Regions from separate parts of the Homo sapiens genome. Here region 2 is linked to region 1. A link is an interaction called in ENCODE POLR2A ChIA-PET data of the cell type or tissue named here. Cell type or tissue: Caco-2. All regions are shown on one strand. Region 1 overlaps ABR (ABR activator of RhoGEF and GTPase). Region 2 overlaps ABR (ABR activator of RhoGEF and GTPase).

What was found. ChIA-PET counts read pairs that join two places held together with the same protein. Peaks named below come from ENCODE experiments on the same cell type or tissue, not always from the same donor. Only the 100,000 strongest peaks of a DNase experiment are listed, where the experiment ranks them.
Region 2: POLR2A ChIA-PET joins it to region 1 with 13 read pairs; 7 of 35 experiments call an interaction of 5 or more read pairs at or near these places.

Annotation. Positions count from the first base shown.
Region 1 is chr17:1,135,478-1,140,477 of GRCh38, forward strand. All of the region lies in intron 1 of ABR (ABR activator of RhoGEF and GTPase), which reads right to left. Among named protein-coding and RNA genes, the nearest start is that of ABR, 42 kb to the right of the region's middle. In Caco-2, no CTCF peak of the experiment used is centred here; a DNase peak (open chromatin) is centred at 2,314; H3K4me3 peaks cover 1,317 bases.
Region 2 is chr17:1,064,748-1,069,747 of GRCh38, forward strand. It overlaps ABR (ABR activator of RhoGEF and GTPase), which reads right to left. Exons shown (of 23, transcript NM_021962.5): 10 at 2,330-2,495. Among named protein-coding and RNA genes, the nearest start is that of MIR3183, 45 kb to the left of the region's middle. In Caco-2, no CTCF peak of the experiment used is centred here; no DNase peak of the experiment used is centred here.

The DNA.
Region 1 (5,000 bases):
TGATAAACTTATTTTCTGCCCAAGAATTGAGGATGGGAATGAGAGAGGGAAGAGCAGCTGAGGGAGCCCAGCCCTGACCATTATTCCACCAAAGCTGCATCAAAAGTCTTCAGAGAGGCCAGGTGCGGTGTCTCACACCTGTAATCCCAGCACTGTGGGAGGCTGGAGCAGGCAGATCACCGGAGGTCAGGAGTTTGAGACCAGCCTGGTCAACATGGTGAAAGCCTGTCTCTACTAAAAATACAAAAATCAGCTGGGCTTGGTGGCAGGTGCCTGTAATCCCAGCTATTCGGGGGGCTGAGGCAGGAGATTCACTTGAACCCGGGAGGCGGAGGTTGCAGTGAGGCAAGATTGGGCCACTGCACTCCAGCCTGGGTGACAGAGCAAGGCTCTGTCTCAAAAAAAATAAACAAATAAAGTCAGGTAATGTGATTCTTCCAGTTTTGTTATTTTTGTTTTGGTTCCATATAAATTTTAGCATTTTTTTTTTTCTATTTCTGTGAAGAATACCATTGTTTGAGCATTACTCCTAAAGTCCCTGGGATATTCAGAATGGTCAGTGAGCACTGGTTTAAAGTCACCCCTGCACTGGCCCCTAACACTAGAGTCAGCCTGTCCTTCTGTCCTTTGAAACTTCGAAGCCAGGCACGGATCCCTTTTCTAGGATGAAAGTCCTACATATGTCTTCTTCCAATAGAAGGCTGTTTTGTCTACATTGAAAATCTGATCTGTTTTGTTTTTGTTTTGTTTGGTTTTGTTGTTGTTGTTTGAAATAGAGTCTGGCTCTGTTGCCCAGGCTGGAGTGCAATGGCGCGATCTCAGCTCACTGCAAGCTCCACCTCCCAGGTTCAAGTGATTCTCTTGCCTCAGCCTCCTGAGTAGCTGGGATTACAGATGTGCACCACCAGGCCTGGCTGATTTTTGTATTTTTAGTAAAGACAGGGTTTCACCATGTAGGCCAGGCTGATCTTGAACTCCTGACCTCAAGTGATCCACCCACCTCGGCCTCCCACAGTGCTGGGATTACAGGCGTGAGCCACCGCGCCTGGCCAAAAATCTGATGTTTAGTGCGGTGACCTTCCTTTACAGTCTTTGCTACATCTTCTGCACAACTGGCCGCAGCTTCTCCATCCGTACTTGCTGCTTCACTTTGCCTTTTTCTGTTATGAAAGCGGCTTCTTTCCTGACCCCTCATGAACAAATCTCTGCCAGCTTCAAACTTTCCTCTGCAGCTTCCTCACCTCTCTCAGCCTTCACAGACTTGCAGAGTGCGAGGGCCTTGCTCTGGATTGGGCTCCGGCTCAGGGGAACGTTGTGGCTGGTTTGATCTTTATCCGACCACTCAAACTTTCTCCATATCAGCAGTGGGGCTGTTTCCCTTATCATTCTTGTGTTCACTGGAGAAGCACTTTGAATTTCCTTAAAACACTTTTCCTGTGTGTTCACAATTTGGCTAACTGGTAGGAGAGGCTCCGCTTCCAGCCTATCTTGGCTTTCAACAAGCCTTCCTCACTACACTAAATCATTTCTTTTTTCTCTCTCTCTCTCTCTTTCTCTCTTCCTTCTCTCTCTCCCTCTTTCTTTCTTTTCTAGACAGTCTCTATCACCCAGGCTGGAGTGCAGCGGCACAATCTCAGCTCACTGCAACCTCTGCCTCCCAGGTTCAAGTGAGTCTCCCACCTCAGACTCCTGAGTAGCTGGAATTACAGGCGCCCGCCACCACGCCCGGCTAATTTCTCTATTTTTAGTAGCGATGGGGTTTCACCATGTTGGCCAGGCTGGTCTTGAACTCCTGACCTCGTGATCTGCCCGCCTCGGCCTCCCAAAGTGCTGGGATTACAGGCGTGAGCCACCGAGCCCGGGCTAAACTGAACCATTTCTAGCTTTTGATTTAAAGTGACAGACGCACACCTCGAGGCCACTGTAGGGTTACTCACTGGACTAACTTGGATATTTTTGTGTCTCAGGGAATAGGGAGGCTGGAGCGGGGAGAGGAGAGAGGCTGGGAAAGGCTGGTGGGCGGAACAGCCAGAACACACAACGTTCATAGATGAAGGTTGCCGGGTCCGGTCTGTGGTGCCCAAAACAATGACAATGCTAACATGGAGGATCGCTGATCACAGATCACTGTAACAGGTGTCATAACAATAAAAAAGTCTGAAAGATCGTGAGAACCACCAACACGTAACACAGAGAGAATGCGAGGTGGCCACACACTTCCAACTGGTGAAAAAAAACGCAGCATCTTTGAAGCTCAACTAAGCATGGAGGTGCCGTAAAGCGAGGTACGCCTGCACATGAGTGCCGTAAAGCAAGGTACGCCCGCATCACAGGAGTGCCGTAAAGCGAGGTATGCCTGCACCGCAGGAGGCTATTTACTTTAGGTTGGAGCAAAGGTAATATATAATGGTAAAAACCACAATTACTTTTTTTTTTTTTTTGAGACGGGGTCTCACTCTGTCACCCAGGCTGGAGAGCAGTGGCACAATTTCGGCTCACTGCAACCTCCGCCTCCTGGGTTCAAGCAATTCTCCTGCCTCAGCCTCCTGAGTAGCTGGGATTACAGGTGCCCACCACCAACACCCGGCTAATTTTTTTTTTTTTTTAGTAGAGATGGGGTTTCAGCATGTTGGCCAGGTTGGTCTCAAGCTCCTGACCTCAGGTGATCCACCCGCCTCAGCCTCCCAAAGTGCTGGGATTACAGGTGTGACCCACCACGTCCAGCTCTCAACTACTTTTGCACCAGCCTAAATACAAAGCTCAAGAACAGGCGAAACAAATGGATGGTGATAGAAGTCCATGGCAGTGGCTTTCTGGGGGTGGACGACGGGGACAGGGAGTGTTGGCTGGGAAGGGGCAGGAAGCAACTTTCCAGGACACTGAAGATGTTCCATATCTTGATCTGGGTGTTAGTTACACAAGCAGACATATGGAAATATTCACCAAGCTCTATGCTTAAGACTGGTGCACTTGAAAAGCTTTTTTTTGTTTTTTGATTTTTGTTTTTTGTTTTTTTTAGAGACAGAGTCTCGCTCTGTTGCCCAGGCTGGAGTGCAGTGGCACAAACATAGCTCATTGCAGCCTCAAACTCCTGGGCTCAGATGATCCCCCTGCCTCAGCCTCCCAAGTAGCTGAGACCACAGGCATGCACAACCATGCCTGGCTGATTCGAAAAAGTTTTTGTAGACACAGGGTCTTGCTATGTGGGCCGGGCTGGTCTTGAACTCCTGGCCTCAAAGAGTCCTCCACTTTGGCCTCCCAAAGTGCTGGGATTATAGGCATGAGCCACCACACTCTGCCTGAAAAACTTCTTAAAAATTTAAAATCTAAGTTGTACTGTTGCAGGAAACTGAGGACCGGAGAGACCGATATGGAGAAGGGAAGGACTGTTTATTTTAGGTATGCACTAGCTCAGTGGATTTGCATTTAAAAAGCTTAGCATTGAATAAAGACAGAATGGGGTTTTTATAAGCAGACTTCACAAAAGTAAAACAAAAGCAGTTAATCATATAGTGCATAACTTGTGGCTTGTAGCTGTGTCAAAAGAAAAACAAGGACTGGCTAAATCCAGACATTTGTAAACACAGTTATGCTTAGGAAGCCAGGGAAAGGAGTAACAGTAAAGGAATTTCTCTTTCTTTTTTCCTTCAACCTTGCTCTAAAAGGCGGGTGTGTGGAGCCCATTTCTTTAGCCTTGGCTTCTTAAACAGCGTTATCTTATAACTCCTTAAAGTGAGCTTGCTAGGCAGAAAAAAAAAGAGGTTTTTTTTGTTCCTTTGTTTTTTGTTTTTTGAGATGGAGTCTCGCTCTGTCGCCCAGGCTGGAGTGCAGTGGCGCCATCTCGGCTCACTGCAAGCTCCGCCTCCCGGGTTCAAGCCATTCTCCTGCCTCAGCCTCCCGAGTAGCTGGGACTACAGGTGCCTGCCATCATGCCCGGCTAATTTTTTTGTATTTTTAGTAGAGACAGGGTTTCACCGTGTTAGCCAAGATGGTCTCCATCTCCTGACCTCGTGATCCACCCGCCTCGGCCTCCCAAAATGCTGGGATTACAGGCGTGAGCCACCGTGCCCGGCCTGTTTTTTTTTTCTTTTTAACCCTTGCCTTGCCTGTTACTTTTCTTGGAGTAAATACATACATATTTGTTTTTAAATTTCTGCCTCCGTACCATTATGACTCATTTACAATGGAGGAAATGAAAGCGCAGGGAGTTAAGTTACTCGCCCAAGATTTCACGGCAGTCAGGTGGGAAACCAGATGGACACAGGTCATCCAACTCCACAACCTTTGCTCTTAAAATGTTATCATATGTAGGACTCATACAAATACCAAACACGAAGTGTGTGGGCTGCCCTGAGGGGTTCATATGGAAGAAACAACCAGTCACAGAGCGTGAGGAAGGAAAAGGTCCATTTGCGGCAGGGTATCAGCGTGCAGAATGGGGGCAGGACGCAGGAGGTTGGCCCTGATGAACAGACTGGTACCACTGAAGCCGAGCTCTGGAGGGGTCAGACTGCAGAGGGCCTGGAACACTATCCTGAATAGTCAGATTTCACGCACGCTGGGAGCCACGGATGCCAAAATGGCAAGGTGATTTCAGAGGTGACTTCAGGAAAACGAAGCTGACTGTGGTGCATGAGATGATGTGGAACGGGGCAAACCGCCCCTCCGTGCTTTGTCAAAGGTGACCATGGTGGGAACCAAGGGCAAAGTCTGGCGATGGGAGAGTTGACTGAAAATGCGGCCACAGCAGGGTCCTCTGGGCTTGGAGGGCTGAGCGATGGACAGGAAGGGGGAGCTGGTTCCGGGGGAACAGACCCTAAGTCCAGGTGGAGACATGTCTGGACTGAGAAGACTCATGGCCATCCCTGTCAGAAGATCCAACGGGCAGCCAGACAGCAGAGTCTGGACCACAGGTGTGGATCTGGGAGGCCGGCAACCCTGAACCAGGGAACTGGCCAGCGGAAGCGAGGCTGCCACTTCCCAGGTGCCACCTGTACCAG
Region 2 (5,000 bases), 71 kb before region 1:
ACACTGTTGTTATGTGAACTGAGGGCTATGCATGTTCCTCTAGACACTGTTGTTATGTGAACTGAGGGCTATGCATGTTCCTCTAGACACTGTTGTTACATGAACTGAGGGCTATGCATGTTCCTCTAGACACTGTTGTTATGTGAACTGAGGGCTATGCATGTTCCTCTAGACACTGCTGTTATGTGAACTGAGGGCTATGCATGTTCCTCTAGACACTGCTGTTACGTGAACTGAGGGCTATGCATGTTCCTCTAGACACTGCTGTTACGTGAACTGAGGGCTATGCATGTTCCTCTAGACACTGTTGTTACGTGAACTGAGGGCTATGCATGTTCCTCTAGACGCTGCTGTTACGTGAACTGAGGGCTATGCATGTTCCTCTAGACGCTGCTGTTACGTGAACTGAGGGCTATGCATGTTCCTCTAGACGCTGTTGTTATGTGAACTGAGGGCTATGCATGTTCCTCTAGACACTGCTGTTACGTGAACTGAGGGCTATGCATGTTCCTCTAGACACTGCTGTTACGTGAACTGAGGGCTATGCATGTTCCTCTAGACACTGTTGTTACGTGAACTGAGGGCTATGCATGTTCCTCTAGATGCTGCTGTTACGTGAACTGAGGGCTATGCATGTTCCTCTAGACGCTGCTGTTACGTGAACTGAGGGCTATGCATGTTCCTCTAGACGCTGTTGTTATGTGAACTGAGGGCTATGCATGTTCCTCTAGACGCTGTTGTTATGTGAACTGAGGGCTATGCATGTTCCTCTAGACGCTGTTGTTATGTGAACTGAGGGCTATGCATGTTCCTCTAGACACTGTTGTTATGTGAACTGAGGGCTATTCATGTTCCTCTAAACAGCACTTTGGCTGCATCCATGGGTACTGGTATGTAGTACACTCATTTCCAGACAGCACTAAACAGTTTGCAGTTCTCATTTTGAATTTTGATTTCCTCTTTACCTTGTCAGTTTGAACTTTCCAAACCAATGCTTTTTTTTTTTTTTTTTTTTTTTGAGACAGTCTCACTCTGTTGCTCAGGCTGGAGTGCAGCAGCGGAATCTCAGCTCAATGCAACCTCTGCCTCCCAGGTTCAAGCAATTCTCCTGTCTCAGCCTCCTGAGTAGCTGGGATTACAGGCGGAAGCCACCACGCCAGGCTAATTTTGTATTTTCAGTAGAAATGGGGTTTCACCATGTTGGCCAGGCTGGTCTCAAACTCCTGACCTCAGGTGACCTGCCTGCCTGGGCCTCCTAAAGTGCTGGGATTACAGGCATGATCCACCACGCCTGGATAATTTTGTATTTTTAGTAGAGATGGATTTTTACCATGTTGGCCAGGCTGATCTTGAATTCCTGACCTCAGGCGATCCACCATCCTCAGCCTCCCAAAGTTCTGGGATTAAAGGTGTGAGCCACTGCACCCAGGCTGACCAATATTCTTGTTCACTTCTAATTTTACTCCACTGTGGTCTGTGAACATGACTTGTATGCTATCAACTTGCAGAAAAATTTTGAGATTTCCTTAGTGGCCTATTATAGGATAAATGTGAAGGTCCCAAACGTGTGTGACAAGAATCTCAGTTTTCTGTCAGGGCACAAGCTTCTCTGCATTTTTAAGTCAAGCATGTTAATTGTGGCATTCAGGTCCTCTCTCTCCTTATTTATTTGCCTACTTGATCTGTCAGTTTCTGAGAGGCCTCCCAGGTCCTTTTCCTTGCACAGGTCCTGCTTTTCCTTACAAAAGCCTGCTTTTTCTTCTCTTGCTTCCCTCTACCTCCACTTTTTTTTTTTGTTTTTGACAGAATCTCACTCTATTGCCTAGACTGGAGTGCATTGGCATGTTCTTGGCTCACTGCAACCTCCACCTCCCGGGTTCAAGCCATTCTACTGCCTCAGCCTCCCGAGTAGCTGGGATTACAGGTGCCCACCACCACACTCTGCTAATTTTTGTACTTTTAGTAGAGACAGGGTTTTGCCATGTTGGCCAGGCTGGTCTCGAACTCCTGGCCTCAGGTGATCCACCTGCCTCGGCCTTCCAAAGTGCTGGGATTACAGGTGTGAGCCACTGCGCCTGGCTACTTGCTTCCCCTTTCTATCGTGTTCAACATGCACTGCTTTCCAGGGCACTTCCCATGTTAGCCCTATGAAATCCTGAGCACTGACCCCCTCGATCTGCTTGGAGCTACTGTAGTCGGGGTCTTTCCCTTAGTAACTACACACTCAAGGCTCCCTCTCAAAGTCTCAAACCTTACAACTTCCTGCCTCCACCTCCCCCAACACAGCTGGCTCAAAGGGCCCCAGGCTCAGATACCAAGCTCTGCTCACCTCCTTCTGGATTTCACTCTTGAGGGCAGAGATCTTCATCTTCATGTCCTCCAGCTCATGGTCTGGGAAGGGGTGCACCTGGGGGCTGGCCTCAGACTCCTCGGGGGATGGAAACACCAGGTCGGCCAGGGGGATGTACCACTTACAGTCATACTGCTGGTGCTTCCTGCAAACGAGCCAGAGGGAGCCATGAGCCAGAGGGAGCCTGGCTCTTCCAGCCTCAACTCTTGGGTCCAGAACCACAGAACCACTGACAGGGGTTGACTGAGAACTCGCCAGAAGCAAGAACGATCCCTGCTCCTGAGGAGCCTGATTGGGAAACACACACTGGAGTGATGAAAGCTGGGTTCTGGGGTCCGCCCCGCCCGCAGGGAGCAACTCCGCCCCTTCACCTTACCAGGCTTCTGGCCCAGATGACTCATGTTGTCAAACATCCCAAACCACTTAGGTATCAAGAAGAGCGAAGCCTTCCTGGCTGGGCTCACATTTTCCTATTCCCCACCACAATCCCCTCCCTCCCTTCTAGACTATCCGTGTTCAATATCCTTCAGGCTAGCAATGGAATACAGGTGTTATTCCAAATGCCACCTCTTATCAAGAGTGGTCACATGGGTCAACACTGGGTGGAGGATTACAAAGCCACATCCAAGTCTAGCAAGAAAGTGTGCCCTAGTTGATTAGTGATGTCTGCCATGGCAAAGGACAGCAGGCAGAGGCATATGTGATTAGTAATGTCTGCCATCGCAAAGGACGACAGGCAGAAGCATGTGTGCTTATTATTGCCATCTCTGCCTCAGAACTATCTCAAACATGATCTAGTTCCAGGGAGTCATGTCCTTTATTATTATTATTTTTTAAATTATTTTTATTTTGTGAGATGGAGTTTTGCTCTTGTTCCCAGGCTGGAGTGCAATGGCGCGATCTCCACTCACTCCAACCTCTGCCTCCAGGGTTCAAGCGATTCTCCCACCTCATTCTCCCAAGTAGCTGGGATTATAGGTGCCTGCCATCACACCCAGCTAATTTTTGTACTTTCAGTAGAGACGGAGTTTTGCCATGTTGGCCAGGCTGGTCTCAAACTCCTGACCTCAGGTGATCCACCCGCCTTGGCCTCCCAAAGTGCTGGGATTACAGGCATAAGCCACCGTGCCCGCCCAGTCATCCCTTTATTGACGTTCATAATCATCGATCCTTCCCCTAGGACTTAGATTTGCACTTCTCATTCTGACCCTTGAGTGTTGAGGTGGGCGTGGGGCTTGCTCCCCCTGAGCTATACTTGGGGGCACAGCCAGCCAGGGAGGGCTGAAGGGAGAGGTAGGATAGCCTGGTGGTGTAACACACTGGCTGTGGAGTCCCCTGTGCTGTACTTGGGGGCACAGCCAACCAGGGAGGGCTGAAGGGAGAGGCAAGATAGCCTGATGGTAAACGAGTCCCACAGACACGGGTTTGAATCCAGACTGCCGCTTCTCAGCCGTGAGAAGGGGTGTGCTTGGCACACTGCAGTTGATCACTAAGTGTGGGTGGAAGAATGTGTGAATGAACGCAGAATGAGCCTCTGCTCAAGGCACAGAGCAGACCCACACTCCCGGGTAGAGAGAAGGAGGCTCAAAGGAGCTTGCACATCAGCTTGGGGTTCCAGTCCCACCCTCCCGGGTAGAGAGAAGGAGGCTCAAAGGAGTTTGCACGTCAGCTTGGGGTTCCAGTCCCACCTGTGCCTCTAGCTGTGCGAGCTTGGGCTGCTTATTTACCTTCTCCAAGACTCCTCTCTCATCTATGATTAGGGAACAACAGTCGCTACTTTGTGGAGGTGTTGGGAGGACTAGAAATCATGTATTCAAAGCATGTGTCACGGCACCTGGCATGGCATAAACCCTCAATAAATAGTAGCAGGAGACGTGGTGAATATTCACAGCACTGCAGTTAGCAGAAATTCAGAGATGTCTAATAAAAGGAGAATGCTTAAGTAGACGATGGCACATCTACGGGTAACATCGTGCAGGAAAGTAAAAGGATGATTATGAAGATGAGGCAGCAACAGGGAAAATGCTTATGACACGAAACAGAAACAGCAGAGCCCCAAATTGGGCATTCACAGTGATTACGACTGTGTGAAGAAACATGAGAACATTTAAAAACAGGGAAGGAAGCAGCGCGGCAGGAGTCGGACCTCATGCTTCAGTGGGGGACGGGGTTTCCTCCAATGGCCTTATATTATCTTTATAATTAAAAACATGACTTACTTTCAGGAAAAAAGGCTATGTAGTGAAATTAAGTTAATTAATATAGTTTTTAAAAGGAAAAAACCGGCCAGGCGCGGTGGCTCATGCCTGTAATCCCAGCACTTTGGGAGGCCGAGGCGGGCAGATCACCTGAGGTTGGGAGTTTGAGATCAGCCTGGCCAACATGGCAAAACCCCGTCTCTACTAAAAATACAAAAATTAGCCAGACATGGTGGCATGGTGGCGTGCACCTGTAATCCCAGCTACTCAGGAGGCTGAGGCAGGAAAATCGCTTGAACCCGGGAGGCAGAGGTTGCAGTGAGCCGAGATCGCACCACTGCACTCCAGCCTGGGCAACAGAGCAAGACCCTGTCTCAAAAGAAAAAAAACCAACAAAGTTGCTGAAGGCTCCATGGGTGGCAGGGTCCGGCCTCCCTCCCCCGCCCTGTGCC